Regions from separate parts of the Mus musculus genome. Here region 1 is linked to region 2. The links are chromatin loops, found by intact Hi-C in ENCODE. Cell type or tissue: left cerebral cortex. All regions are shown on one strand. Links, peaks and the distances in the headings refer to the core of each region. The heading gives the core; the rest is flanking DNA.

Region 1 (15,577 bases), core at 5,020-13,019, 1.0 Mb before region 2:
GGCAGCTCATTGAGCAGCGACCCTTTCAATTTCAACAATCAAAATGGCGTGAACAAGGACGAGAAGTGAGTCCATGCTGGGTGGAAGTACACGGTTGAGAAATGAAGCTAAGCTGTAGTGTGCCTGTGACAGCTACCCCAAGAGGAAGGAAGTGTGTGTGTGTGTGTGTGTGTGTGTATGTGTGTGTGTGTGTGTACATATGTGTTTATTTGTGTGTGTGTGAAAATACATGTGTGTTTATGTGTAAGTATATCTATGTGTGTATGTGTGTGCATATGTGTGTAAGTACATGTATGTGTTTGTGTCAGAATTCCAGCTCAGGTGTTATTCCACAGTTGCCCTCTACCTCCTTTCTTTGGTGTTGGATTGCGTGTGTTTTCATGTGTATATGTGTTCACATGTGTGTGTGTGTGTGTGTGTGTGTTCACATGTGTGTGTTTACATGTGTATACATGTGTGCTCTTGCCTATGTATGCCTGTGTGGAGGCTAGAAACCAATGTTAGGTGTCTTCCCTTATTACTCAACCCCTTCTTTTTAGTGTCTGTGTGTCTATGTGTCTGTATGCATGCCTGTGTGCCCAAGTAGGCCATGAGTAGATGCAGTTTTGAGTCACCCAACATACGTGCTGGGAACCAAACTTGGCTTCTCTGCAGGAACAAGTGCTCTTAACCGCTGAGCCATCTCTGTAGTACAGCACTTCTTTTAAAAGAAAACGTTTTGTTGCATTCGTTTGTTTGATTATATGTGTGTCGTTGGTCGGGGGATGTGGCAAGGTGTCAGGGTTTTATGGGTCATCTCTCTCCTGCATTTATGTGGAGTCCAGGAATAAACTCAGGTTCTTGGGCTTGGAGACCCTTCACCCACAGATCCCCTCATCCATACTTAACATCTGGGCTTTTTGGAAAGAGGTGGGATGTAGCTTAGCTGGACCACTGCTTAGCATGCTAAGGGCTGGGGTTCCATCTCCCAACTACGAAAGGGACCAGGGCTAGAGAAATGGCTCAGTAGCTAAGAGTCCTTGCTACTTAAAGTTCATTTCCCAGTACCCACCTTGAGTGGATCACAACCTCCTGAAACTCCCAGGGATCCAACACCTCCTTCTGGCCTCCAAGAGAACCCACACACATGTGCACATACTAACGGGCAGAGATATACATAAATTTATAAAACTGTCTTAGTCTCTTACCTCTTCTCTAAACATGATCGCCTTGTATCCTAGATCAGCAACAGTGAACCTTGTGGGTATCAGGGTAAGATACCTAATGTCTAAGGTACAATAACCCTAGGTATCCAAGAGTTGCTGGATCCAGAATCACCTCCACAGACAGACACAGAAACAAAACTCAGCCACTGTGCAAGACTCCCTTATAAGATGAATACTATTTCTGTGGCTTTTTTCTTTTTCTTTTTAAACCCCACTTAAATTTTGTACTGGGACAGAGTTGCTGCAGGCGTGCTGTGCCATTAGTGTATAAACAAGAGGACATCTTGCAGGAGTCAGTTCTCCCTTCTACCGCATGGGTGCCAGGGGTCTAAGGCAGATTGCCAGGCTGTATGGCAAGCACCTTCTGAGCCATCTCACCAGCCCCTGTTTTTCTGATGTTTCAGAAATAATGACAAAAACAAAAGTCTGTATGTGGTCAATAAAGATGCAAGGTTTTTTCCTCCCCAAATATCTTCCATCCCCAGTCAGTTGAATGCACAGGTCTAGAACTGCAGATGAGAAAAGTTGACTGTAAAATCTATACTGCAAAGGATTATTACTGTTATTTGTGGGTCTAGCGATGTGGCTTCATGTATAGAGTGCCTGTCTAGCATGCAGGACACCCCCCCCCAGTACTATATAAAGCAGGAACTGTAGCACATGTTTATAATTGTAGCACCCCAGAGGAAGGGAGAGAAGGGTGGTCGTGGTGGGAATAGAAACAATCTTCCTCCAGTGAATATCTGGTAACAGGAAAAGTTATTTGTTTGTTTTCTTAAAGAGAATGCCCCAATTAACACAAGCTTTGACCTCTTTTTGTCTCCTGACTTACATGGAGGAGAGGGGCGGGACATAGTGACACCAAGCCTGTTTTTCTCTTCTCAGGGACCACTTGATTGAACGCCTGTACAGAGAGATCAGTGGACTGACAGGGCAGCTGGACAACATGAAGATTGAGGTGCATTCTAGGGTCCATGTGCGCTTGGGTTTCACCAGCATGTGGCACATGGCATTCTTGATGTCTCATGATAATGGCTGGACCCCATCCTAAGACTGGGTTGATGGATAGACATGCCTTGCTGGGTCTGGTGGCGCATGCCTTTAATCCCAGCACCAGAAGGCAAAGGCAGGTGGATCACTGTGAGTTTGAGGACAGCCTGGTCTACAAAGGAAGTGCCAGGACAGCCAGAGCTACACAGAGAAACCCTGTCTCAAAAAATCCAAAACCACTACCAACAACAAAATAGATATTCAAAAGTCAATAAATTTGCTCATCTCTAGGTCTCAATTAGAATTTGTTATCATAACATGTAACTTTAGGATGGCAGTTAAGCTGGGTACCAGTGTCCCCATGAGGCATGACTATGGCTTGGCCATCAGAACTTTTTCTCATAAGTTCTTGAGAAAATTGATTTAGGAGCTGGAGCTATAACTCAATAATAGATCACTTGCCTAAATCTGTCAGAAGGGCTGCGAGCACATGACAGAGCGCCTGTCTAGAATCCCTTGGTAAGAGAGGGAGGATAGGCTTCGGTTATAAGGTGCCTGCCAAGAATTCATCAACTATGGGCGAGAGGTGTGGCTTAGTTGTAGAGAGCTGAGCTAAAATGTCCCAGGAAGGGACAGGAGGTATGGCTCATTGGTGGCCGACTTGCCTAGAATCACAGTAAACGGCTGGGAGTCTGGGAGGGGTGTCTGAGCAGGAGAACACCTGCCTAGAATTCCCCAGGGAGGGGCTGGGGGCGTGGCTCAGTGGTAGAGCCCCTGCCTAGAATCCCCCAGGGAGGGGCTGGGGGCGTGGCTCAGCGGTAGAGCACCTGCCTAGAATCCCCCAGTGAGGGGGCTGGGGGCGTGGCTCAGTGGTAGAGCCCCTCCCTAGAATCCCCCAGGGAGGGGCTGGGGGCGTGGCTCAGTGGTAGAGCCCCTGCCTAGAGTCCCCCAGTGAGGGGCTGGGGACATGGCTCAGCAGTATAGCCACTGGCCACTTGAGCAAGACCCTAGGCTCCCTCCCTACCCAGAGCGACAGAACAACAGTAACAAAAAGTTTTCTCTCTGTAGTTGGTTGAGTCTATGGGTTGGGAAATTGATTTAGAGATCAACCACATCAGTGCCAGTCACGTGATAAGTCATTTCCTGTCCTGCCTGGTACCCCTCATGGGGCAGCCTGGCAGTAGTGAGCTTCTCACCACGGCTTCCCCTGACAGAGCCAGCGGGCCATGCTGCAGCTGAAGGGTCGAGTGAGTGAGCTGGAGGCAGAGCTAGCAGAGCAGCAGCACTTGGGCCGGCAGGCTATGGATGACTGCGAGTTCCTGCGCACTGAGCTGGATGAACTGAAGAGGCAGCGAGAGGACACGGAGAAGGCACAGCGCAGCCTGACTGAGATAGAAAGTGAGGGCTGGGGCTGGGGATGTGGGCGGGAGCAAGGCAGATCACCCCTTTGTGGAAGCAAAGCTGGGGTACTGACTCTTGTCTTCAGAGGTAGGAACAGGTTTGGTGGCACTGCTGAGCCAAGGACACATTGATGGCTTGAGTCCCTATCCTGGGAGAGGGACCTTCCTAGGAGAGGAAGCTGGACAAAGCCTAAGGGGGCGGGGCGGGGACACATGAAGCTTAAAGCCCTGCTGATATGGATACTGTGTTTGTAGGCATCTGTCTGCAGGTGGATTTGAATCAGGGGAAAGTTTACTTAAAGAAGACAACCTTTTATGTCCGCTTCAGTGGTGTTTACATGTAACTTCAGAACTCGGGAAGCTAAGGCGGGAGATGACCATAATGCTAGCTTGGGTTACATAGCAAGACCTTGTTTCCAGTAAACCCCTATTAATGACTATTAATGAAAGTTAATAGATAAATTCTAGCAGAGTGTGGTGGTATACGTCTGTAGTTCCAGCCCACAGGATCAGAGGTTCAAGGTCATGCTGGCTACATAGCCTGAGCTACTTGAGACCATATCTTTAAAAAAAAAAAAAAGATAAAGATTACCTTTAGTGCCCCCAGTTTCCTAGAGGGAGGATGAGGGGCATCCCAGCCAGGGCAGAGGCCTCACCCTGATCTTTCCATTGCAGGAAAGGCCCAGGCTAATGAACAGAGGTATAGCAAGTTAAAAGAGAAGTACAGTGAACTGGTGCAGAACCATGCTGACCTGCTGCGGAAGGTAGGCATTGTGGCCCCTTCTAATCCTCCCATATGCTCCACATTACAGGAGAAACAGCTCAAGCCTGGGCGGGGCTTGGGGGGGGGGTCTCCAAGCTGCACAGTATGTATGTATTCTTCCTCTGTATGTCCGAATGCTTGTGTATGCGCATGTGTGTGCAGTTGCTTGAGGAGGCCAGTAGATGGCATCAGACCTGTGAAGCTGAAGTTATAGGCAAATTGTGAGTCTAGCATGGGTGTGGGGAACCCAAACTACATACTTTGAAAGAGCAGCACCAAGCCATCCTTCCAGCCCCACACTCCTAATTCTTGACCCCACCTTGCTTGCTTTCTTTCTTTCTTTCTTTCTTTCTCTTTTCTTTCTTTCAAGAGATGGCTCAATGGTTAAGAGCACTGACAGCTCTTCCAGAGGTCCTGAGTTCAATTCCCAGCAACCACATGGTGGCTCACACCCATCTGTAATGGGACCTGATGCCCTCTTCTGGTGTGTCTGAGCCCTATCTTGAGTCCTAACCCCAGCTTTTTAAGACTTCTTGAGTTCTGTCTGTGTGCCAGCCACACTTAGGATTACCCTTCATTTGAGCTGGGCATAGTGGGACATGCCTATAATCCTATCAGAAGGTGGAGGCAAAATCCTATCTCAAAAAAAAAAAAAAAAAAAAATAGCCACGAGTAGTGCCACATGACTTTAAACCCAACGATGGAGGCCAGGCAGGGCTAAATAGTCAGATTCTATCTCAGAAAGTAGAGAGTAGGCGTACTATCCTCACACCTGAAATCCTCAAACGTAGAAAGCAGAGGCAGAAGGATTGCTGTGAGTCTGAGGCAAGCTTGGGCTACATAGTGAATTCCAAGCCAGCCTGGAAAAACACTACACCAGACAACTCTACCCTTACCCACTCTGTATTTTTGTAATCACCTTTAAGTCTAACATCCCTCTGAATGCCATGGCTGGTTCTGGCTTCCTTCTGGGTAGGGAAAACTTCTCCTGTCTGCCTCCTTGTTACTCACAGTCTGATGATAGATCATTGCTGCTAGAAGGACGATGGGCTTTGAGCCTGAGTAATGTCTGGTTAAAAACTCTCTACTCCTCTTTTAGAACGCAGAGGTGACCAAACAGGTGTCCGTGGCCCGGCAAGCCCAGGTGGATTTGGAAAGAGAGAAAAAAGAGCTAGCAGATTCCTTTGCACGGGTAAGTGACCAGGCCCAGCGGAAGGTAAGCCAGAGAGACACTTGGGGATGTAGAAGGGAGGGGTACGTACATACGTGCGTGCGTGCGTGCGTGCGTGCTTGCGTGCGTGCGTGCCTGCAACATCATGCATGTTGAAGTGGGTTTAGGTTTAGATTCTTTTCTGGTGCCGTGCGGGTCTGGGCGATCAGATCCTCCCGCTCAGCCCCAAGACCCTTGAGCTTCAGTCATCTCCGAACACCTGTAAACAGGCTTGGAGGCCGACTTGGCCCAGAGGGCTTCATCATATGTTCCATGGGTAATTTTCAGGAGGCCTTGGGAGCTACGCGGAAGAGCAGATTTCGCTCAGTTGGTAGAGTTCTTATGTTGTAGGCTCACCTAGGAGGCCTGCGAGCTCCATCCCTGTTACCACATGAACCAGGCGTAGTAGTGCAAGTCTATGCTCTCACCACTTGGGAGGTAGAGGCAAGAGAAACAGAAGTTCAGGCCAGCCTGGGCTACTTGAAACCCTGTCTCAAGGACAGGGGGCCAAGCAAAGGAATAGAGGGCCAGGCTGTAGTGGTACACGCCTTTAATCCCAGACAGAGGCAGGCAAATCTCTGAATTGAGGCCAGCCTAATCTACAGAGTTTTAGGACAGCAAGGGCTACCCAGAGAAACCCTATCTCAACAACAACAGTATATATAAAATCAATTATTATTTGTTTTATTGTTACTAGTAATTAATATTATTGACATTAATATCAACTGTGATTTAATATTGTTATTAATCATAATATAGATAACTATATAATTGATATAATCTTGACATATTAAAATTACTGATTCTAATTAATATTTATATTGATAAGCTTTATTATTTCTGTATTGATAATCAGTTATTGGTAGTAATTAGTATGTGTTAGTCCTGAATTCTTAATAACACCTAGTAAACTAATCTTCAAAAATTAATATTGGGAAAGAAAGGCAAAGCTGTTGGTGAGGCCTGGGTCATCGACTTCCTCCAGGCTGCCTGCTACCCACACACTTAGAACTCAGACCTAGTGGATCTACAGTCTCGGTCAATAGCGTGGGACGTCAATAGCGTGGGACGTCAATAGCGTGGGACGTCAATAGCGTGGGACGTCAATAGCGTGGGACGTCAATAGCGTGGGACGTCAATAGCGTGGGACGTCAATAGCGTGGGACGTCAATAGCGTGAGACGTCAATAGCGTGGGACGTCAATAGCGTGGGAAATGCATCCCTATCTGCCTCCTTTCTCGTGAGTCCCTGGCTCACACTGCTTCTGTTTCGCTTCTGCTTCAGACTCAAGAGCAACAGGATGTTCTAGAGAACCTGAAGCATGAACTGGCCACCAGCAGACAGGAGCTGCAGGTCCTCCACAGCAACCTGGAAACCTCTGCCCAGGTGAGCCCTCCCTGCCCCGCTCCCTCTGGGGCCTCAGCTCCTGCCTTGAGCTCTCTGGCCCCAGCTGTAATCCACACATATTCCTAGAAGCAATGATAAGGATGGAGACACATATCACTACCTCCGGCCAGGTGCCAGGAAGTGGGTCTGGAGTCCCAGAGAGGGGACTGTTGAATTTCCTTAGTTTCTCCCTATTCCCACATGGGTGACCTCTGCAGTCAGAAGCGAAATGGCTGACACAGATCGCCGAGTTGGAGAAGGAACAAGGCAGCTTGGCGACTGTTGCAGCTCAGAGAGAGGAAGAGTTATCAGCCCTCCGAGACCAGCTGGAAAGCACCCAGATCAAGCTGGCTGGGGCCCAGGCAAGTGACATATAGCCACTGGGGACACCATGGAGGCCAGAGATGTGCTGTGAAGGGTTAAAAGCCATTTGGCCTGGTTGCCAAGGTCTCCTGTGGACACAGTTTCTAAAGCCAATTACCTCTATTTTGTATAGGAAGAAAATTATGTGGGCTAGGGATATACCTCGGTGGGCAGAGCGCTTGTCCAGCATGCATGAGGCCCTGAGTGCAGCTCCAGACCACATCAGCTGAGTCTGCCCGCACACACCTGTGATGCCCCAAGTCAGGAAATTGAGACAAGGAGAATCAGGAGTTCCAGTTATCCTCAGCCCTCCAACACTGAGTTTAGAGCCCGCCTGAGATACATGAGTCCCTGCCTAATAAAATAATAAAATAAACTAGGGCCTGGAGAGACGGCTCAGTGCTGCGGCTCTGTCAGAGGACCCATGTTGGGTTCTAATTATCTCTAGAAATGCTCTCGAAGGCACAGACACAGGTGTGCTTTAATCATCTAGGCTTATCTTTTTTTAATTAATTAATTTGCATGTCACACAAATCCCCCTTTTTTTTTTCAAAGATTTATTTCTTTTATGTATGAGTACACTGTAGCTATCTTAAGACACACCAGAAGAGGGTGTCGGATCCCATTACAGATGGTTGTGAGCCACCATGTGGTTGCTGGGATTTGAACTCAGGACCTTTGGAAGAGCAGTCAGTGCTCTTAACCTCTGAGCCATCTCTCCAGCCCCAATCTGGGCTTATCTTAATCAAGAGGACACCTGGTTGTGGAAGTGGGTCAGTGGGTCAGTGGGTCAGTGGGCCAAGGTCAGGTATTATTTTCTGCATGGAGCTGACCATGGATGGATCTCCTTAGTGACACAGTGAGAGGCCAGGAGCCCATGTGGTCCCAGGTATATACTGCTTAGGGTTCATTGCCGTGTGCCTGGCCGACTCTCACCTGCTTGGGTATTTTCCTAGGAATCCATGTGCCAGCAGGTGAAGGACCAGAGGAAAACCCTCTTGGCAGGGATCAGGAAGGCTGCGGAGCGTGAGATACAGGAGGCGCTGAGCCAGCTTGAGGAACCCACCCTCATCAGCTGTGCAGGATCCACAGGTAATCTTCCTTCCGACTGCCCACCTGCTGGGCCCTGTACTTCCAATTGGTGTTGAATCCCCTCAGTCCAGCTACATGCTGGAGCCCGTGGGGTGGGGTAAGCCTACTCTCTAGGTCGGTGACATTGCAAGTTCTGTGGCCAAGTAATTGTGACTTAAGGGTCACTGTGGCTCACAGTTACAGAAGGTTCCAGTCCTCAGAACAGCTCTACCTGGTGGCGTCTGGAGTGGAGAGGGTGAAGAGCAAGACAGGAAATAGGCAGAGAGAACAGATTCCCAAGATCTTCCCCCTGAGACCTGTTTCCTCTCAGTAGGCTCCGCCTCCCACATGGCCGTAGCCTACCAGATTTTGTGAGTTCCAGGACAGACAGAGCTGTATAGTGAGACCCTGTCTCAATAAGAACAACGACGACAATAGTAATATCATGACCTTGTAAGAGAAACGTGAGTCAGAACTTACAGTGTGCTATGCCCCTAAAAAGAGCAGGACCCTGAGATGATAATGAAGTGAGAAACAGGGCGGGGACATGGCTCAGTTGATAGAGTGTTATATAGTGTGTACGAAGCCCTGGGTTCTAGCCCTAGTACCATGTACACTGCGTATAATGGTACATGCCTGTTATCCCACCACTTCAGAGGAGGAGGCAAGAAAATCAGAAGTTCAGTTGAAAGCCAGCCTGGGTTGCATGAGTCCCTGTGTCGAAAGAAAGAAAGAAAAACAAATAGATAGTGTACATCCCATCAGAACCAGCAAGCACAGCCCTCCTGCCTTCCCTCCATCTCGCCCTCCCTCCCTCCTTCTCTCCCTGCGTCCCGTCTTAAGGAAAAGCGTGTGAGGCAGGGACTCTGAGTAGGTCAGCCAGCCCACCCAGCTGCTCATGGAGAACGAATTGTGAGACCCCTTGTTCTGACGTCACCCTGTCTTCCTCAGATCACCTTCTCTCCAAAGTCAGCTCCGTTTCCAGCTGCCTCGAGCAACTGGAAAAGAACGGCAGCCAGTATCTGGCCTGCCCAGAAGGTAAGAGGAACGGAGGACATGGCCTCTGTCACCAGGGGCAATCAGGCCAGGTTCAAATATCTCCCTAGGAAGCTGGAGATATGGCCTAGTGGTTAAAAGCACTCGATAGTAAAGAGGACCTGGGTTCAAGTCCCAGGACCCATTTCACACCTTGGGCTGTTTACAGCTGCCTGAAACTTCAGTTAAGTGGATCTGACGCCCTCTGCTGGCCTCCAGGGGTATCTGCATTCAGATATTCTTTCACAGACATATATTAAGTAAAAAATAAAAAAATAAAATAAACAGAATATACAGGGAAAAAAGCGGCATCCACCACTAGGCCTGACATTTTCCTTCCTGTGCCCTGCAGATATTAGTGAGCTTCTGCACTCGATCACCCTGCTTGCCCACTTGACCGGTGACACTATCATCCAGGGGAGTGCCACCAGCCTCCGGGCCCCACCGGAGCCAGCCGACTGTGAGTACCATAGTAGAGGGGATGCCCCTGAGAGCAAGGAACACAGGCAGTGTTTAAACATCTGTCTCTCCTGTCTTCAGCGCTGACGGAGGCCTGTAGGCAGTATGGCAGAGAAACCCTGGCCTATCTGTCCTCCCTGGAGGAAGAGGGAACTATGGAGAATGCTGACGTCACAGCCCTTAGGAACTGCCTCAGCAGGGTCAAGACCCTTGGCGAGGTATTGTTAGGAATGGGATTTGCTTTCTGTCCTGTGGTTTGTCTGACACAGGGTCTCCTGTAGCCCAGGCTGGCCTCGAATTCTCTTTGAGGCTAAGAATGAACCCTGAACTTCTTTCTCCTTCCCGCCATCTTCCAGGTGCTGGGGTTTCAGGCCTAGACCACTCTACCTGCTCTATGTGGGGATGGAACCCATGTTAAACAAGCAGTCTCCTGAACCACATCCCCTGCCCTCTTGGGTTTTCTGGGGTTTTTTTGTTTTGTTTTTGAGATGGTCTCTTATAGACCAGGCTAGCCTCCAACTTGCCATGTAGCCAAGGATAGGCTTGGATGGCCGATCCTCCTGCATCCACTTCCCACATACTAGGGTTACAAGCATCCTTCATCATGTCTACCCAGAAAGTGAGTGTGTGTGTGTGTGCGCGTGCGCGCGCATGTGTGAGTGCATGTGCACATGCATGCCAGATGAGGACATCCAGTGTCCTCTGTCATACTCTCTGTTCTTTTGATGTTCGGTCTCTCCCTGAACCAGACTCTCAGACTCTCGAGTTTTCCTGCTAAACTGAAAGCCAGCCACCCCAACAGACCCACTCTCTCTGCCCCACTCAGGCATGTGCCTGATGGTAGGGAGGCTCTTTATGGCCGGTGCTGGGATCCTAACTTCTGAAGTGATGACTGTGTGGCAAGCCCTCTTACTGCTGAGCCAGCTCTGCAGCTCCCAGGAAATGATTCTTATTTCAAGTACGAATGCTACTGCATTGCCAGGGAATCCGCTATGCTCCCACGGTCCTTTCTGTGTATCTAACCTGATTCTAGAAAGAGTTAGGCCTGAGAGCAGGTGACATCCTTGTTGTGTTTCAAGAAAGGGTCATACAAAACCACCACCTCGGCCTCTCCTATGCCTAGATTGCAGGCCTGTGCCGACACTCAAGGCAAGACCGACCTCAGGAGGACTTTCTAGCCATGTTTGATTCACTGGCCTGGCAAAGGCACTGTGTGTGCTACGTCATTGCCCGAAAATGGAATAAATAGTTACCCGTCTCTAAGTATGTGCTGGCCTGGCAGATAACACCAAAAACAGACATGCACACCAGCTTGTGAGAATTCCCACCCTAGGGAGACAGAAACAATGTTTGCCCCCTCCCTCTAAGATTCCAGTGACAACCAAAGTTCTGTCCCACTGAAGATCATCCAGGGGAACCAATGAGTTTATTGTCCTCACAGAGTAGGGTGAGGGGTTACAGGCAGGAGTGTGGGTGAGCTCACAGCCACCTCGTTGCAGAGGCTTCCCCACGGCCACGCAGGTGGATCAGCCTTTCTCTCGCCCCTCCTTGAGACCTCGAGGATTGCGTGCAATTGTTGTAGAAAATATTTAATCCCAATCCAGGGTTTCTACCCCGCCTTTGACCATTTAGTTCCCAGATGAAAGACACACAACCTTTATAATTATAATAAGCCTAATCACCTCAAGAGCTGGGAAGATATCTATCCTCCATGCTATTATGTCTAATTCCCAACCAGTAATCCCATTATATAATTTGCTATGTTTCATCTGGGCTGCTTTTAACTCCAATTAGCCAAACCACATGGCCATTATTTTTAGATTCTTACCCCATGGCACCTTCTCCTCTCTTGACTTTTTCTTCCTCCTTGTGGGTCTCCTCCAACCCCAAGCCCAGGAACCCAAAATCCCCACCTATGTCTCTTCTGCCCAGTATTGGCTGTCGGCATCTTTATTCACCAATGAGATAACTTAGGGGTCAAGGGCTGTAGCATCACCTGGGTCTGAGTGAGGTCTCTGTGAGCAACCAGGATTTAGCATAGCAAAAGACCACCTCAACATGCAATTCAGGTAGAGTTTGACCCCTAATAAAAAAACGGAAGTTTTATTCAAAATGGCTTCGCTTTAGTTCCTTCTCATCACGGTTCTGAGAATGTGCCAAGAAGTGCCAGGTGGTTCCTGTGACAGGCCCCGCCTCCGATGCTTTCCGGAGGGTTCCAATGATGGGGCCTAGGAAAAGCAAAGAGAAGGACCAAGCGTCCTTTAACCTCTGTGCTGCTGCTCACAGGAGCTGCTGCCCAGGGGCCTGGACATCAAGCAGGAAGAGCTGGGTGACCTGGTGGACAAGGAGATGGCAGCCACTTCAGCTGCCATTGAAGCTGCCACCACCCGGATAGAGGTACGAGAATTCTGTAGGTTTTCCCACAGTCACACTCCTGTGGCTTCCCTAGAGCAGTCCTATGCCTCAGGAATGTCTTGGTTTCCCTGTCAAAGCCAGAACTGTCCGGTGTGATGGTGCACATCTCTGACCTTAGCCCTTGGGAGGCGAAGGCAGGAGGTAAAGGAAGAGAGAGAGAGGGGGGGGAGAGAGAAAGAGAGGGAGGGAGAGAGAGGGAGATAGTTGTAGTGGCGCACACCTTTAATCCAGCACTTGAGAGGCAGAGGCAGAGGCAGAGGCAGGTGGATTTCTGAGTTTGAGAACACAAAATCAAAGAGGGGGTAAAAAGCCAAGGTTCTTACTAAGAAAGATGAGCAGGTTCCTCCGAGGTAGAGTGTTTTGGTGTCAGGCCACCTGGCGTGCAATTTCCAGGCCAGCTGATAATTACATGAATGTGAGTTACATTCACCTGGTTAGGACGGCCACTGGTTCAGTTTCATTTCTGTTGCTCTGAGAAAAACTTCTTGACAGAAACTTAGGAGAGAAGGGTTTATTTTTGCTTATAGGTTCAGGATACTTCACCGAAGTCACTGTGGCCAGGGCTTGAAGCAGCTTTCACATCCCATCTACAGCTGAGAGCAGAGAACAACAATGCATGCACATTCGCTTGCTTGCTCATTTGTGCTCAGCTTGATTTCTCTACTCTTACACAGTTCATACAGATCAGGACTCATTGCATAGGGAATGGTGCTGCCCACAGTGGGCTGGGTCTTCCCGCATTCCGCCCACAGATGTGCCCGCTCTCCAACCCAGTGTAGACAGTCTCTCAATGAGACTCATTTGCTGAGTGAATCTAGGTTGTTGAGTTGACAGTTAAAGCTATCCATCACTGTCATAACTACTAGGGGAAGCCTGATAGGTCTTAAAGAGTTTCTCAGTAGAAGCGGAATGAAACCCATTGGAAAGGTCTCATATGGCTCTCTTGGTGGAAGGCTCGCTCGCTACTGAGCACCTGGCTCATGAACTTGGTAGCAACCGCCTCTATCTGGTGTGTGTTTTATATACCAAGATGCAGACGTTCACTGGCTAGAACAGTCGGCTCCAACTGTCTACCATCCTGATAGATGAAAGGTCTGGAGTTATTCTGACTCACAAGGCTAGAGGTGAAAATATCTAGATCCTGCTTTCTTTGCCACCACAGCTTGTTGGATCCAGACTGTATGTACCAAGGCAGTTGTAGTGGATCAGGTTCATGGTCCATTCAGGGACCATGCTTGTTGGGATGGGGATGTAGCTCAGTGATAGAGGAGCTGAGGTCATGGCTTATCAGAGCACACACCTAGCACATTAAGAAGCCCGAGCTCAAGTCCCAGTAATACACACAAAGAAAGGAAACCAGCCATGCTTCTTTTTAACAGGAAATTCTCAGTAAGTCCCGAGCAGGAGACACGGGAGTCAAGCTGGAGGTGAATGAGAGGTCAGTGCGAGCCTTGAGGTTGCAGGAGGTAAGCAAGGTGCTTAAAAGCAAGGCCTGCAGGGACGTGTCACTCACCAGCCTCCTCCAGGGAGGGTATCTGCATCTTCCAGCCATCCCAATACCTTCCCTGCCCCGCCCTCCCATCAAGGTCTTCCTGGTTTAGGAATGAGAAAGCCAGTCAACCTCTTTCTTCTTAGTATCCGCGTCACCAACCATTTCTTCTCACTAGGATCCTGGGTTCCTGTACCAGCCTGATGCAGGCCATCAAGGTGCTCGTTGTGGCCTCCAAGGACCTCCAGAAGGAGATAGTGGAGAGTGGCAGGGTGAGTGTGGCTGTGGTGTCAGCCCTTTCTCCCTCCACATGTGCTGGCATCTGCTTGGCAGGGCCCCAACTGTCCTCCATCACGGGTGGATCTGACATTCTAAGGAAATTCACAGACACTGTGGGGAGTTGAGGGTCCCTGGCTAGTACTAGCCCAGCTCCCGGAGGCCACACAGAACTGCTGGAAACCCCTCTGACATTGCGAGTCTGGGTCTTCCGGGAACAACTGAGGACTTTGGGAAACTGGGCAGACTGCAGGAATAAACCTGGTACTGTCACCCCTCAGACATGTGAGCCTGGTCCCTAAAGATTCCCAGACCTGCAGATACTTAACCCTTTAATCCAAGTGCTCGTAACGCCAAGGCAGGAGGATCTCAAGTTTGACCTCAGCGAGGGATACGTGCTGGTCCTTTCCTCAAAACTCCCTTCATGAGTTGAGGATGTAGCTCAGTTGGTAGAGTCCCTGCCTAGCATCTATGAAACCATGAATTGCATCCCAGACTCTGCATAAAACCATGCATGGTTTATCCCCAGCGTTGGGAGGCAGAGGCAAGCAGATCTCTGTGAGTTCAAGGCCTGCCTGGACTATACATACAGACCCTGTCTCAAAACAAGAACTTTATGGGCTGGAAAAATGGCTCAGTGGTCAAGAGCACTGGTCTTCGGAGGGACTGAGTTTAGTTTTCCGTCCCCCACTCTTCCCACTCCCACTCCACCTCCAGCAGAAACAGCAGGTGGTTTACAACTACCATAGCTCCAGCTCCAGGAGCTGTCTCACCAGGTACCTGGTTTTCTTACACAAACATACACAATTAAAAGTTTAAAATGAATTTTTTTAAATTATTTTATTTATTTACATTCTAGTTGTTGCCCATCCCTGCCCACTCCCATCCCCTCTCCCAAAAATGAATCTTTTTTTAAAAGATGGGGACTTACTTTAATTCATTACCCCCATAGCCTTTTGCCTATTTGCATTTTCGTTTCTTATAATTGAGGTGAGAAAAAAAGTCACTTAGCCCTTGGTAGGCATTCTATAAAATTAGCTGTTAATGGCTGGGTATTGGGCCAGGGAGATGGCTCAGCAGGTAAAGGTGTCTGCCGCTATGGCTGACAAACTGAGTTCAATCTCCAGGTCATACATGGTGGAAAGATAGAGCCAGTTCCTTCCCAGCCATCCTCTGACCTTCATCCGTGCACCACACACTCACCAGCACATATACACTCACAAAATATATAAATACATTTTGGGGGCACAGGGGTCCTTGTGCTCACAGAGAAGCACGTAGAGAACCAGAAATGTTAATCATTGAGGGCTGTCTCCTCAATGGAGAAGATAAAATCAATACTGTATTTCACTTACATTCCACCTTTCTGTTATCTAGAGGCAGACCTTGCCCAAATTTTCCAGAATGGTTATCCCTGGATAACTCTTCCATTACCCATCCTGAGGGGAGATGTCACATGGACTTTATGGCCTGCTGACCTCTGTGCTGTCAGAGACCACACTAGATTCTAGGCCT
Region 2 (15,577 bases), core at 4,904-12,903:
TGAAGCCGGAGAGCCGTGTGTAAGGTCACTCTTGCAGCACCTGGGCTAGCCTCTAGATTGGGTCAGCTGACCAGGCTCGCAAGATGGCAGCTGATATTCTCCAAGTTAGCGATCCACCACTGAGGAAGGAGGAAGTGTGTATTTTCATGACCTCTCTTCAGAATTTACTGTCACGGCCGCTCCATTTTATCCATGAGAAATCCAGAATGTTCCAGCCAGTTCTCAGAGGGGGAAGAATCTGATTCCTCCCCGTGAGAGAAGAAAAATCAAAAAAGCTAGATGTAGGCCTTTAGCTCAGCATCCAGGAAGCAGAGGCAGGAGGATTTCTGTGAGTTCTAGGCCAGTCTGCGCTACCTAGTAACAGGGCAGCCAGACCTACACAGTGGGACTCTGTCTCAAAAAATAAAAAATATAAACAAAAAGGAAAAGGGGAGCCGTGTACGGAGCGGAGGCAGGCAGTTCTTGTTTGAGACCAACCTGGACTGTACAGTAAGGCCCTGATACAAAAGAAAGGAAAAGAAAAATGGGGGAGCGGGGCTGGGAATGTGGCTGCGTATTGTTTAAGAGTCCCCTAGTATGGGGCTGGGCCACTCTCACCACAAGAGTCCCTGTCCAGAATGTCTCAATGAGGGGCTGGGAGCTTGGCTCAACAGTAAGCCACTTGTCTAGCATGTACAGGGTCCTTAGCTTCTTCCACTCGCACCTGCCTAATTTGCTAGACATGGTGACACAGACCTGTCATCCCAGCACTCAGGAGGCTGAGGCAGGAGGATTTCAAGGTCCAGTCTGGCCTTGTCTACATAGTAAGCCCCTCCTTTCTCAAGAAATGTAGCATTCCCAGACTTTTGTCTGCCTGAGGTAGGGCGGTCTGTGGAGAGGAAGGTCAGCTACACAGCTCTTTGGGAGATGCAGAAGTGGACACAGGGACCAGTGAGGGAGCACCCCAAATCTCAAAGGGGCTGAGGTGACTGTGAGTGGGAGGCCTGGGTGCTTTAGAGTGGCACCCTAGGCTCCTGGAGGGAGAGTGGCAGGAGCCTGGGGCTCTGACAGGAGGCAGCCCCCATTTTAGGGACCAGTCCTCACTGGGCCTTCTGTGTTTTGATAGAGAAGTGGGATCCCTTCATCAAGGAAATGGAGGACATCAATACCCTGCGGGAGTGCGTGCAGATTCTGTTTAACAGCAGATACGGTGAGTGGGCGGCGCGGCCCACCGGGTGAGCATCTCATTATGTGTGGCAGTCGCTCATGTTCCCCAACACAACAGCATGAGCCATATGCCCGCGCCCGCGCAGCGTCAGTGTGGATGGCATCCGGCGTGGGCTCTCCCCTGTCTGGGGAGAGGGTGGTTGTGTCAATATTTCCTTCGCAGATTCTTTGTGGGGGCGGAACGATGGCAGATCCCCAGACCTTGAGTCACCTATGGGGAGATGGGCAGGGGTACACATTGCTCTCTGTTGGCTTAGAGTGTTTCTGCAACCCCGTGATATTCTCTGATGTTCTGGTGTGTGTGTGTGTGTGTGTGTAGTTGTACATGAGTGTGCAGGTGTATGTGCATGTGTGTCAAGTCCAGAAGAGACCCGCAGGCATCATTTTTTTAAGCATCATCTACCTTTTGTGTGTGTGTTGTTGCTGAGACAGAGTCTCCTGCAGCTTAGACCAGCGTTGTCATGGCTGACGTTCAACTCGTGATCCTCCTGCCTCTACCTGAGTGCTGGGATGATAGGCGTGCATCGCCACGTCCAGTTTTATATTGGAGCTAGAGATAGAATACAGGGATATATTAAAATGTTCTTGACCAGTAAGGCAGCCCTGTCCAAAAAAAAAAAAAAAAATAGTTGGAGAGATGGGCTAAGTGGTAAAGAGCATTGGCTGCACTTCTGGAGGTCTTGAGTTTAATTCCCAGTAACCACTTGTGGCTCACAACCTTCCATAATGGAATCTGACTCCCTCTTCTGTATATGACAGATCACTCATATACGTTTTTATATGTGTGTGTGTGTGTTATTAGATATATTTGTATGTGCATGCTTGTTTGTGTGCATGTGTGTGTGTGTGTTTGTGTATATGTGTGTGCCAAAATGTAAGAGTAGAGGTCAGAAGGTAGCTTATAGGAGCCAGCTCTCTCCTTCCACTGTGTAGGTCCCAGCTACAAAGCATGGACTGACAAGGCTTGACCCCTTTAGCCCCTGAACTACTAACTGTCTTACATTCCTGTTGCTGTGATAAAACACCATGACCAAAATCAACTTGGGGAGGCAAGGGTTGATTTTTATTTCAGCTTACACTTCTCAGTCACCCTCCGTCTCTGAAGGAAGGCAGGGCAGGAACTGAAGCAGAAGCCATGGAGGCACAACGTTTAGTGCCTTGCTCTCATGGCTCGTCCAGCTTGCTTTCGTACATCACCCAGAACTGCCAACCCCAGGTGACACTGCCCATCATGAGGTGGGCCCTCCCACATCGATCGTCAGTGGAGAAAATGCACCACACAGGCTTCTCCCTAGGCCATTGGGGACATTTTCTAGTTGAGGTTCTCTCTTCCCAGCTTGATAAAACTAACCCATGCAGCCATCTTCCTGGAAGTCTCCTGTAAAAGTCACTTTTATTCACCTAATGTAATTGTCATCTCAGAGGCTGACTGTCTGCTAACCTAGCCTACGTCCTGGAAGCTTCTAGCCTCTGGACAATCTTATTTAGGCCTAGAATGTTTTCAGCCTCTGAGACTTACTGCTGACTAAGCTCACCCCATTTTAGTTCATTCTGATCTCTGGCTGCCTGATTCAACTCAGCTGTTCTTGCTCGAAACGCCTCTCGAATCTGACGGATGCAAACTGGCTTCTGACTGAATTGCTCTGTCTGGCCTCAGGCTACCTTTGACAATATGTTCTAATCTTTTGGGTCCTTTTCATTCTCTGGCCCATTCTGTCTTCACCTGTGTCTAGCTTGTTCTGTCTCTGCAACCTGTCTCCTTCTGCACTGCTCTCTTTTGTTTTTGTTTTTGTTTTTTGTTTTTTTGGTTTTTCGAGACAGGGTTTCTCTGTGTAGCCCTGGCTGTCCTGGAACTCACTCTGTAGACCAGGCTGGCCTCGAACTCAGAAATCCGCCTGCCTCTGCCTCCCGAGTGCTGGGATTAAAGGCATGCGCCACCACACCCGCCCTGCACTGCTCTCTTAAGTCACGTCTCTTTCCTCTCTCTTCTCGTGAGAGTTGGCCATATCCTATTCTGTCAAATCTTTCTCTGATTCATCACTTTTTCTACCACTCAATTAGATATCACTTTCAAACATGGCTGCTTCCTTCTACAAGCTAACTTTACTTTCATTGTTTGGGATTAAAGATGTATGCTAAGAGGGATTAAAGGTGCGCTAAGGCTGAGCCTCAGCTTTTCCAGTAAACAACACAGTCTCAGGATTCACAGTGTGATCAAATATCCTGCAACAGTCCCCACTTCTTTGTCCTGATCCTTTGAGACAGGGTCTCTTACTGGCTTGGAACTCACTAAGTAGGTTAGTGGAGCTGGCCAATGAGCCTGGGGCTCCAACTGTCTCCAAAGTGTCAGTGTTGGGGTTACAAGTGCAAGTTACCTCTCCTGGCTTTGTTTTGTTTTGTTCTGTTGAGACAGGGTTTCTCTGTGAAGCCCTGGCTGTCCTGGAACTCTCCCTGTAGACCAGGCTGCTGAACTCAAGAGCTCCTCTCACCTCTGCCTCTCAAGTGCTGGGATTGAAGCTGTGCACCACCACCACCTGGCTTTTTTGCATGGATTGTTGGTATCAAAATTGTATCTGCATGTTTGTAAGACACTGAATTCAAAGTGCATGGCATTTTACCAACTGAGCTAAGACTTTTTAAGTGTGTGTGTGTGTGTTTGTGTATGTGTTTGCATGCATGTGTGTTTGTGTGTGTGTCCATCACATGTGTGTGCACGTCAGAGGACAGCTTTCTCAGGATTTGAGCCTCTCTAGCCATCACTTGGGTACCAGGGATTGAACTCAGGTTGCTGGGCCTAGTACTGAATGCATCTGCTCCTGCAGAGCCATCAAGAGCCCTTGCCTTTTTTTGTGGTGTTGTCGTGGTCGTTTTGGGTGTGTGAATGTTTTACACTTATCTTGCGTGTGTCTGTGTGTAAGCTGGAGTGTGAGGACAGACTTCGGTTCACTCTTCCTTGTTCCATGTGTGTTCCAGGGACCTAGTCAGGTTGGGATGGCAGTGAAGCACCTTTTCCCACCAGACCATCTCTCCTCCCCTCTTTTGGATTTTTGGAGGCACGCTCTTACTCCCTAACCGAGGCTAGCCTGGAAATCTCTATTTAGGCCAAACTACCTCAGCACATCAAATACTGGATTATATACATGGCTAATTTACCTAACCTACTTTCTTTCCTTCTTTCCCTTTTCTCTCTTTCAATATGCATTACTTATTTATTTATTTAGAGACAGGGTCTCATTTTTTCCCTGGCTACCTTTAAACTCCCAGAGTAGCCAAAGTTGACCCTGAGCCTCTGACCTGCCTCCACTTCCTGAGCCGTCCATTACAGGTTTGCACCACTATACCCACTTTTGTTCAGTGCTGAGGATGGGATCGGGGCTTTGTGCATGCCAGTCAAGCACTTCCTGAGTCATATCCCCGGCTCCTTCATTTGTTTTTTTACACAGATTTATCTTCTATAGTCCAGGCTGGCTTTGAATTCATAGCCATCCTCCTGCCTCTGTCTCCCCAGTGCTAGGATTCCCAGGTTTTCACTACCGCCTGGGCTTCCTGCTTTTTTGCCTGATTTAATGTGCTCTAAGTGACAGGTCTTTTAAACTTCGGGGAGGTAAACTGTGTAGATGACCCAAAAGCTGAGTTTTGTAAACTGTTTAGTATTTAGGAGTTTGTTCTAGGGACAGAACACCACACTCAGTAAATCTTGAGACACAAAGTGATGGGTATGAGGTTCCCCGTACTGGAGGATGGATGCCCTTGTGTCCAAGGGCTACAGCAACCAATGACTTGGGTATGCAGATGCATGCGTCAGTGGACATGTGCATGCAGGTGCATACAGCAGTGGGCATGTACATGTGGACACATGAGGGGGTCCCTGAGGTGTCAGAGAGGGAAGCAGACCTGTAGAGAAATGAGAATGAGAACCCAGTGCCAGCCTGAAGTAGATTTCAGGGTGTCTAATGCCAGACGGTTCGTTGTCAGCATATGTAAAACATACTACAATTCGGGAAAAGGTTTCCAGGCAACAACCATCCCAGTCAATCCGATTGAGGCATAATAAAGCTTAAGGTGTGACTGCATAGAAACTCTTTTTACAAAGTGCACGTGACCCTGAGGGCGGGTTCTACAGCCAAGAGGCCTAGAATCTAGTGTGGTCTCTGACCGATAGCACAGAGGTCAGCAGGCCATAAAGTCCATGTGACATCTCCCCTAAGGATGGGTAATGGTCTAAGGAGGGAAGAGTTTGGGATAATTATTCTGGGGGATTTGGTCTGCCTCTATAGACAAAGGTCACCCAGTCATTAACAAAATTCACTCTGCGGTCTGGGCGGGAAACCAGGTATTTTATCTCCTCCTCTGAGAAGAGGCCCCTATGTGTTTACATTCCTGGTTTCCCTAGGGATCGAAGGACTTTTGTGTCCTCAACAGATAGGTACAGCCGTGTGTGCTCATATGCAAGTGCATGTAGCTGTGGGCATTTATGTGCAAGAATCATACGGTTGTGGGCCCTTGTGTGCAAGTGCACGTGACCGTGAGAACCTGGATATGGCTGCCTACAGCAGTTGGCGTGAGGGGTCAGGAGTCCACAGTGCTTTCTGAGGATTCTAAGGTAGCTTTGAGGAGGCTCAGGTCTCAGGCTAGAGAGTCAGGTGCCTTCCTGAGATGATGTCCTTACTGGGTGAGCTGGGACTGGTGGTCTGGGCCTTCTGCATAGGGTCTGGGGTGACCTCATTGGCTGTCTGTCCAGGAGCCTCCTGACACAACCAGGTGAACCCTTCTGGGCTGTAAGGACATGGCATGGAGAAGCTCTGGGTATGTGCAAGACAAGGAGGCCTAGGTCAGAGCTGGCATCGGCTGGGCTTCAGGTTCAGCCCTGGTGCTATCTTTCTGGCTACCATATATGCTTGTGATAGGCCAGTGACGGGGTGGGGTGCATATGGTAGACAGAGACAGACAGACAGACACAAGGCTTGGTGTTACACACTTGGAATTCTACTATTTCTAGAGGCTGAGGATTAAGATGTCCAGGCTGCCTGGGCTATAAAAGAAGATACTGTCAGGAAAGCTAAAAGAGGTTGGGATATGGCTCTCTTGTGCTTGCATGAAGCCCTGGGTTCCATCCCCAGCATCATACAAACCAGGCATGGTGGTGCACGCCTGTGATCCCAGCCCTTGGGAGAATCCTGAGTTCAAAGAGAATACCCCCCCTCCCCCCATATCAGAACAAAACGTTTCTTGAGGCTGCCCCTGCATGGCCAGGAGTGCGCATGAACTCCACAGAGCGATTACCCAAACCCTGAAGGCAGGGAGGGTGGCTCCCCAGACAGGAGGTGGGGGTGGGGGAGAAATGACTTGACAGCTGCTGAGATTTCCAGGGTTTAAAGTGACAACGAGCTAAGTGTGACTTCACGGTGTAGAGCTGGCTGCCAACGCTGCCAACAGACAGACCTGGGACATGTCACAAGAAAAACAATGAAGCAGCCTGGACGCTTGTGCCCAGCCCTGACTTGGCCAGTGAGTGGCTGAAGGGCAGCTCTGGGCTACAACACCCAGCCCCGAGGAGACGAGAAAAAGCCCCAAGCAAGGACTAGCATGCCCAAAGAAAGCAAGCAATATTTGGAGCTTGGCGTGATGGTGTGCCTGGTCTGTAAGCCCAACGCCTGAAGGCCGAGCCTGGAGGATTGCTGTGAATTTGATGCCGGTCTGGGATATAGAGCAGGGCCCTGTCTCAATGAGGAACAGGAAGGAAGCAAGATGGCTCAATTGGTACAGGTGCTTGCGGCTAAGCCTCTTGCTCTGGAACCCACATGATGGAAGGAGAGAACCGACTCTTGCAAGTTGTCCTCTGACCTCCACACTCAGGCTGTGGCCCTTAGCCATGACTCCCAATAAATAAATAGTGAACCTTCTAAAGTGTTTGAAAAAGGATGCTGGGCCAGGTTGTGGTGGCACTCAGAAGGCAGTTTGAGGTTAGCCTTGTATATAGAGTGACTTATAGGATAGCCAGGGCTACCCAGAGAAACCCTGTGTGTGTGTATTTGTGTGTGTGTGTGTTTGTGTGTGTGTAGCTGGGGGACACTGTTCTTTAATGCCTACATTTGGGGAGCAAGACAAATCTTTGAGCTTGAGGCTAACCTGGTCTACATAGTGAGTTCTGAGTCAGCCAGGGCTACATAGTGAGACTTTGTCTAAAAACGTTGAAAGAAGCACACGCAGCCAACAGTGTTAGATGGACTGTGGCCAACACCGTATCCACTGTGACTTGTCCCTTGCATTCACCCTTGTTCTTACCCTTCCAGCGGAAGCCCTGGGCCTGGACCACATGGTCCCTGTGCCCTATAGGAAGATTGCCTGTGACCCCGAGGCTGTGGAAATTGTGGGTATTCCAGACAAGATCCCCTTCAAGCGACCCTGTACTTACGGAGTGCCGAAGCTGAAGAGGATTCTGGAGGAGCGACACAGCATTCACTTCATTATCAAGAGGTGTGAATTGGCTCCGTTCTATGAAAGAAAGGCTTCCTAGAATCCCTCAGTGAGGAGCTGGGGGCGTGGCTCAGTGGTAGAGCCCCTGCCTAGAATCCCCCAGTGAGGGGCTGGGGGCATGGCTCAGTGGTAGAGCCCTTGCCTATAATCCCCCAGTGAGGGGCTGGGGGCATGGCTCAGTGGTAGAGCCCCTGACTAGAATCCCCCAGGGAGGGGCTGGGGGCGTGGCTCAGTGGTAGAGCCCCTGACTAGAATCCCCCAGGGAGGGGCTGGGGGCGTGGCTCAGTGGTAGAGCCCCTGCCTAGAATCCCTCAGGGAGGGGCTGGGGGTGTGGCTCAGTGGTAGAGCCCCTGCCTAGAATCCCCCAGGGAGGGGCTGGGGGTGTGGCTCAGTGGTAGAGCCCCTGCCTAGAGTCCCCCAGGGAGGGGCTGGGGGCGTGGCTCAGTGGTAGAGCCCCTGCCTAGAATCCTCCAGTGAGGGGCTGGGGGCGTGGCTCAGTGGTAGAGCCCCTGCCTAACATGTATGAAGGACTGGATTTTTCATCCTCAGAACCACAAAAGCAAAAAAGAGGAGCAGATGATTCTAGAGCTTTGGGACCCTAAGTCAGTGAAGTGTGCCTTCCAGCCTGGGCACCCTATGAGGACATTTGGCTTTTTTCCCCTGCGGAAAATGATATGAAACCCCTCCTAGTCGGACTGTACCTCCCCCCAACTCCTTACTTCCTAAAGAATGGTCGCCTTGTTAAGTCTGCAGCCGCTGGGTCAGTGGGTGGGGCTGAGAGGGGAAGCAGGGCCCCCGACAGGAAGCTAGTTCCCGCCCCCACGCCAGCATTGCTCTCCGACTGCTTCAGGCCTTTTGGTATCCAGATGTGTGTGTGAGCTCCCAGAGCTCCGGGAAGAGCAAGGAACCCTTGGTCTCTCAGAGGAAGAACAGGAAGCCACGTTCATGCCCTGAGCTTAATTCAGACACCCAACTTAGTCTACCCTTACTGGCTTGTTTGTTTGTTTCATTTTATTTTAATTTGTTTGTTTGTTTGTTTGGAGAGAAGGTTTCCCTGTGTAGTTCTGGCTGGAACTTAATACGTAGACCAGGCTGGCCTCAAACTTATCAGACCCGCCTGCCTTTGCCTCCCTTGTGCTGGGATCAAAGGCTCGCAACACCACTGCTGGCTGTTTTAGTTTGGGGGTCCTTTGTTTTGTTTTCTGGGTTGTTGTTTGTTTGTTTTTGTTTTTGTTTTGTTTTTAAGACATGCATGGTCTGTGTACTGTGTAGCCCAGGATGACCTTGAATTTCTGAGTCTTCTTTTTCCACCGGGATTACAGGTCTGCATTTCTGTGCTCTACATTCTCCATGGCTTCCTAAGTTATGTCAGACGGGTTGGCTAAAATAGTTGGTTTTGTGACGTTTCCACACATTCAGATCAGGCACTCTGATCCTAGTGTCTGAGTGTCTGTCTGTCTGTCTGTCTGTCTGTCTGTCTCTCTCTCTCTCTCTCTCTCTCACACACACACACACACACACACACACACACACACCATTTATACACTCATCCCCCTGTCCCAGTTTCATCCTGTCACCCCTGTGATAAACACAACGACTGAAGGGAAGCAACTTTGGGGCAGGGAAAAGGTTTATTTCCACTTCTGGGTCCCAGTCCCTCCTTGAGGAAAGCTGGCAGGAACTCTGCAGATATCTTGGAGGAATGCTGCTCACTAACTCACTCTCTGCCTCAGCCCTTGCTAGTGCTGGGCTTTCTTACACAGCCCAGGACCACGCCCATTGAGGGCACCACCCACAGTGGGCTGAGCATCCGTTTACAGGATTCCTCACAGACACGTCCATAGGCCAGTCTCCTGTGGGCAGTTCGCTCCTCAGAGGGCCCCACTTTGTTGTTAAGCCCTGTGGTGGTAGCAGCACACACAGCCTCCCAAATGCTGGGATTACAGGTGGGTGGGTACCTCCATGCCTGTCCTTCTTGGCCTCGGCTTTAGAGGTTTTGGACCTTAAGCCATCCCAGGGCCTCTTCCCCTGCAGTCGGTCCATCAGTGACCTGACCTTTCACAGGGTCCAAGGTGTCTGTGGCTCCCATGAGGTAGAAGCCTGCATGGATGAGCAAGCATATCACTACAAGGGCCTGCCCTTGCTTGGGGCTTCTACCTTCTGAGGCTGCCCCTGAAGGGGTCCTCAGGTCAGCTTCCGTGACTGTGATCTGTCCAGTGGCTCCGAGTTGCTTCTTGCTGAGCCTGGCCCTTAGAAACATGGGTATATAACAGGGGCTTCATGAGCAGGTAAGGGATGGTGGTGTGGTTCAGTGGTCAGAGCACCTGCCTGGCATCCACAAAGCCCTGGATTCCATCCCCAGCACTCAGAATCCAGGCATAGTGTAAACAGGCCTGTAATCCCAGCACGGGAGGGGGATCAGGAATCCAAGGTCATCCTGGGCTCCAAAGGGAGTTCAAGGTCAGCCTGGGCTCCATGAGACCCTGCCTCACAAAAAGCAAAACAGAACAACAGAAAGCCTGTACAGGTCTTTTGTGGCTGGAGTAGTAGCAGGACAGGAGCTTGAGTTGTCCCACTGCTTCAAAATAGCGTTTCGAGCTTCCCCTTGTTGGCATAATGACCAGATAGGTCATGAGCTGTGCCATCCCTGGCTAAGCAGAAACTTTAATACCGAGATTTCAGAGTCCCTCTGTAATAGTTATATTTCCTTGTTGCTATGACAGAGCCCTCGACAAAAGCTACTTACGGAGGAAAAGCTTACTTAGGCTCACAGTTTGCAGGTCCACCGTGGCGGGAAGGTGGGCAGGGGGAACGTGGGGTGGCAGGTCACTCACCATGTATTCCCAGCCAGAAAGTGTAGGGCTGAACACTGACCCGCAGCTGTCTGTTTTTCTTTCGATTCAGTCCAGGATTCCAGCCCATCGGATGTGCCACCCACATTTAGGGTAGATATTCCCTCCTCAGTCAACCTAATCTAGAGACCCTTCATGGACTTGTCCAGAGGTTTGTTTCAGTGGCCATTCTGAGTCACATCAGTTTAGCAAGATGAACGGTCACTCCCCAGCTCTTGCCCGCATGGGTGGTCAACCCCCCCGTGCCCTGGTCCGTGGCTCTAAGAGCCACACTGGTGGCACCTGTGGCATCTCAGACGGGAACAGCCTGCACCTTTCTCATGCTCTCTCTTCTCTCTTCCCAGAATGTTCGATGAGCGCATTTTCACAGGTAAGTGGGTACCAGCGGGTGTGTTCTGGAGTTGGGCTAACCCTGTTACCTTGAGTCCTCTTCTATGTCTTGGGCTTTTATGTGGTCTCTCGGATTCCGATGACTAATAGACTAGGAACCCTCCAGAATTTAGAGTCTCCTTAGAGAAAACAGTAATACCATTTGCTAAACACACAGCCAGGTTCCTTTCGGAACTACCTTGTTTTTTGTTTATGTTGATGTGTGTGTGTCTGTGTGTGTGTGTGTGTGTGTGTGTGTGTGTGACCTTGTGTGTATTTGTGTGTGTCCTTGTGTGTGTATGCAAGCATGTGCCCTTGTGTGTGTGTGTTTGTGTGTGTGTGTGTGTGTGTTTACCCATGTGGAGTCCAGAAGTTAACAGTGGGTGTCATTTTCCACAGTCAGTCTCTATGTTATTCTTTTGGGAGACAGATTGCTCATGATGGTGTTTTGTGTTATCGCCCTCCTAATCTCCATTATGAGTATAAGTCACTGTTTTTCTGTGAAGGCTGGGGCTCCACATTCAATTTTTCTGAGATTGCAGGCATCCGTATTGTATTCACCTTGTGTTCACCCTCAGCCATGTGCAGACACAAGTCTGATCCCACTCCCACAGATAGATAAAGCAACTAAGGTGCAAGAGAAGTGAAGCTTTGGTGTTTCCCATAGATGTGTGGTTCCAAAGCCTCTGCCATGATGGCAGGGCACACCTTAGAGAGGGAAGATATCGATTGTGTGCCTCAGCCCCCAAAAGCTGCACAGATCCTCGGGACATGATGCGCCTGAGCTCCATTCACCCAGCAGCTTTCTAGCCTTGGGCATTGTCTGTAGGCCTCAGTTTCCCCATCTGTGACATAGAACTAGGTAGCTGGGCAGTGATGCCTTTAACCATAGCACTTGGGAGGCAGAGGCAGGAGGATCACTGAATTTGAGACCAGCCTGGTCCACAGAACAAGTTCAAGGACAGCCAGGGCTACCCAGAGAAACCCTGTTTTTTGTTTGTTTATTCTTTTTTTTTTTCCAAAGACGATACCTGCCTTCTAGTTTTTGGTTTTATTAAACAAGAAAATGACCCTATGGGGCAAACCTAGTTTGGGGGGGGGGGGTGTGCAGCCTTTCTCCTGAGGCTCTAACATTACCATGTCCTGGTAGAGGGCAGAGACATCCTTCCAGATAAGGGCAGGGTATAGACAGATGAATTCCTGGCTGTTTCGGACAGAGCCCCAAAGAAGAGATCAAATGCACGTGCCACCCTCACAAGAGTGCCCGAGAAATGTCCTGTAGAAGCCACTGCCCAGGTGTCTCCTACCAACCAGAGAGGCCCTATCTTTAGGGGTTCACAGCCCAAGCTAGCTCTGAACTCACAGCAGTCCTCCAACCTTAGGCTCCCGAATATTGGGATTGTGGGTAGGTTGCCACCACATTTGGCTGAAGAGCCATCATTTTAAAGCCCAACTCTTCCCACAGGGAACAAGTTTACCAAAGACCCCATGAAGCTGGAGCCAGCTAGCCCACCAGAAGACACTTCCACAGAAGTCTGTAGGGACAGCATGCTGGACCTGGCTGGGACTGCTTGGTAAGGGCCCTCCTCTGCTCTGGGTTAGGCCTGTGTTTTGCACAGTATAGGAAAGGCTGAGGCCTGGCTGGTCCCTGTCATACCACTCAGGCACTTGGTTTCCATACAAGAACTCCAAGTACAGGTCTTCCAGGCCAGTGAGAGACAAAGTGGGGCAAGAGATCATGGAGGACTAGATATTTCAGGTGTCAATCATCTTGGGAACCTTCCTTGGTTCCCCACACTGCTTGTCCCTGTGTACATCCCACGGGCCCTAATCCCCAACCCAGGCTGTGAACTGAGAGGGACAAGATCTGACCATGTAGACTGCAGGTATGGTTCAGCAGTAGAACACAGGCCTAGAATCCCCCAGTGAGGGGCTGGGGGCATGGCTCAGCTGGCCAAGAAGATGGAGATGAGAGTGAGAACATGGCCAGAGGAGCCAGGGCATTTGGAAGCTGGTGCCTGATGCTAATGTAGGGTAGTAAACCCATTCTCTGAAAGCATAGGGTTCAGGATGCATGTGTTTTTATTATTTTTGATGGTTTTTTGAGTCCGGTTCTCAGTATATAGCTCTGGCTGTCCTGGAACTTCCTATGTAGACTTGGCTGTGATCTCTGCATCCCAGAGATCCCACCTACCTCTGCTTCCCAAGTGCGGGGGGATTAAAGGCCTGAGCCAACATGCCTGGTTTAAGATGATTTTATGTATATATGTGTGTATGTGTGTATGGTGTGTGTATATACACCCTTTGAGTGCAGATGCCCAAGACCACCGGAAGAGGGCATAGGGCACACCAGAGCTGGAGTTACAGATGTTGTGAGCCCACCATGTGGGTGCTGGGAGCCGCATTTGGTTCCTCTGCAAGAGCAGTAAGCCTTTAACTGCTAGGCCCGCTCTCCAGCCCCTTAGTTGGGTTTTCTGAGACAGACTCTCTTGAACTCGAAGCAGTCCTCCCGAGTCTGTCTCTCAGATCCTGAGGTCAAAATGGGGTCTGCAACCCTCAGATTTGGGGGCTGTTTTTTTGTTTTGTTTTGTTTTTGTTTGAAATGTGGGCAAAACTGTCCTGGGCAGAGTGGCTCAGGACAAGATGGACAGACACTGGGTCATTTGCTCCTTCCTTTTTCTCAGGTCAGACATGAGCAGCGTCTCTGAAGACTGTGGGCCAGGTGAGAAACTGCGGGACTCCCTTGTGTATATTCAGTCCCCTACTGACAGCCAGGCAGAAACTAGCCCAGGCTGTGAATTCACAGTAATCGGGATAGTTCTCTACCCATGGCCATGCCCCTGCCCCAAGAATCACATTGCAAGCAGCAGAGCATGCTGGGAACTCTCCCTAACCCTGCATCACTCCTGCCTACCCTGGGTCTGTAGATAAACACTCCATCCCCCCCCCGCTCCCCCCCCCCCATGGACCGGTAAGCTCTTTACAGTAGAGGAACCTGGCTTGGCTTGAGTTTTTCCAAGGGCTCATCTGGCCCTTCCTGGTCAGGGCAGGAGCCAAGGGTCCATTGACTTTTCTTAGTTGTTCTCTGTCAGTTCACAGACATGGGAATATTCTGGAAAGCCTTGCCTCTGTCTGGGCATGTTCATACCCCTGCCTGACTGGGTCCTTCTTGTCCTCTTTGCAGGAACCTCAGGAGAGATAGCAATGTTGAGGCCTATCAAAATCGAGCCAGAGGAGCTGGACATTATTCAGGTTACGGTCTCAGGTAAGAGACCTACATCAAAGGACTGTCGGTGGGTGTTCCCGTTCGTGGCCAGACATGTTGGCAGAAGCTGTGCTGCTCTGCTGCCCAGTGCTCATACCATCAGGCCAAGTGCTTTGCCACTGAACCATGGCCCCAGCCTGTCACTAGGGGATTCTAGGCAGGGGCTCTACCACTGAGCCACGCCCCCAGCCCCTCCCTGGGGGATTCTAGGCAGAGGCTTTACCACTGAGCCACGCCCCCAGCCCCTCACTGGGGGATTCTAGGCAGGGGCTCTACCACTGAGCCACGCCCCCAGCCCCTCACTGGGGGATTCTAGGCAGGGGCTCTACCACTGAGCCACGCCCCCTTCTCACTTTTTATTTTGAGATAGGATCTGATTCCTGAACCCGCTCTGTAGCCCAGGGAGACCCCAAAGCTTTCAGTCCTGCTACTTCACCTTCCTGAGAACCCAAGTCACCAGGTCACAGGCTGTGCCATCTCTGACTGCATGGATCTCTTTTAGAATCGTGACCTGTAGACCCGCTTGGCTGGCCCATTAGGACCTCTAAGGGACCATGGTAGTCAGGACATGTAAAAGATGCCCACATCATTCAGAGTTTCCTTTTAGATCCTTCACCTACCTCTGAGGAGATGACTGACTCGTTACCTGGGCATCTGCCCTCAGAGGATTCCGGTTATGGGATGGAAATGCCGGCTGGTAAGAGGTGGGCTGGGGCTGGCCATACTGGGGACCTGCCACCCTGGGGAGCCACAGGGAGGGACAGGTGGGTCAGGAAGTCCTTGCCTTTGTTGGAGAAGACTCAACACACATGGGGTACATGGCACCATCCATCTCTGTGACTTGGGATGTGTCTTGAATTTTGAAATATTTGCACTTGATTAGATGCTTGGAGCTGGGCAGTGGTGGTGCATGCGTTTAATCCCAGCACTAGGGATGCAGAGACAGATGGATCTTGAGGTGTTCAACGCCAGTCTGGTCTACAGAGTGAGTTCCAGGATAGCCAGGTAGCCAGAGTAACGTGGAGTCTCAACAATAAAAGGGAGGAGGGGTGTTGCTGTTGCTGATGGGGTCCCCTGAGTCCACATGTCAGTTCCTTTGTTAGAGGTTGAAGCACTTTAGCAGCCTGAGAGCGTAGCATATTTAAGGGGGCTGGGTTCCATGACTAGCATCACAGGGTGTGAAAAAAATCAACACATGGACATAAAACTCTCTGAACAAGACAAACATTGTGGAGCATTAAATCCCAGCACTTGTCGGGATAGAGACAGGAAGATCAGAAGTTCAAGGTCAGCCTTCGCTGCATAGCAAGGTCTAGGCTACATGAGACCCTGTTTCAAAATACCAAAAATGGGGGTTAGAGTCGGTTCATCCAGTAGAAGCCCTTGTCACGCAAGCTTGTGACCTTAG

The links. Peaks named below come from ENCODE experiments on the same cell type or tissue, not always from the same donor. Only the 100,000 strongest peaks of a DNase experiment are listed, where the experiment ranks them.
Region 1: a loop joins it to region 2, with 6 times the contacts of the local background. A loop is called at or near these places in 2 of 42 quality-filtered maps.

What each region holds. Positions count from the first base shown.
Region 1 is chr5:135,423,023-135,438,599 of GRCm38, reverse strand. Hip1 (huntingtin interacting protein 1) reads left to right here. Exons shown (of 31, transcript NM_146001.2): 12 at 1-65; 13 at 2,091-2,163; 14 at 3,410-3,593; 15 at 4,271-4,359; 16 at 5,458-5,550; 17 at 6,853-6,954; 18 at 7,173-7,316; 19 at 8,274-8,409; 20 at 9,340-9,426; 21 at 9,776-9,883; 22 at 9,964-10,100; 23 at 12,169-12,279; 24 at 13,677-13,735; 25 at 13,965-14,058. Among named protein-coding and RNA genes, the nearest start is that of Pom121, 36 kb to the right of the region's middle. In left cerebral cortex, for the core only: a CTCF peak has its summit at 9,626 (motif pointing left); a DNase peak (open chromatin) is centred at 7,298.
Region 2 is chr5:134,387,723-134,403,299 of GRCm38, reverse strand. Gtf2ird1 (general transcription factor II I repeat domain-containing 1) reads left to right here. Exons shown (of 30, transcript NM_001081464.2): 8 at 1,106-1,189; 9 at 7,500-7,683; 10 at 10,880-10,905; 11 at 12,370-12,478; 12 at 13,589-13,626; 13 at 14,089-14,169; 14 at 14,777-14,866. Among named protein-coding and RNA genes, the nearest start is that of Gm46925, 47 kb to the right of the region's middle. In left cerebral cortex, for the core only: no CTCF peak of the experiment used is centred there; a DNase peak (open chromatin) is centred at 8,469.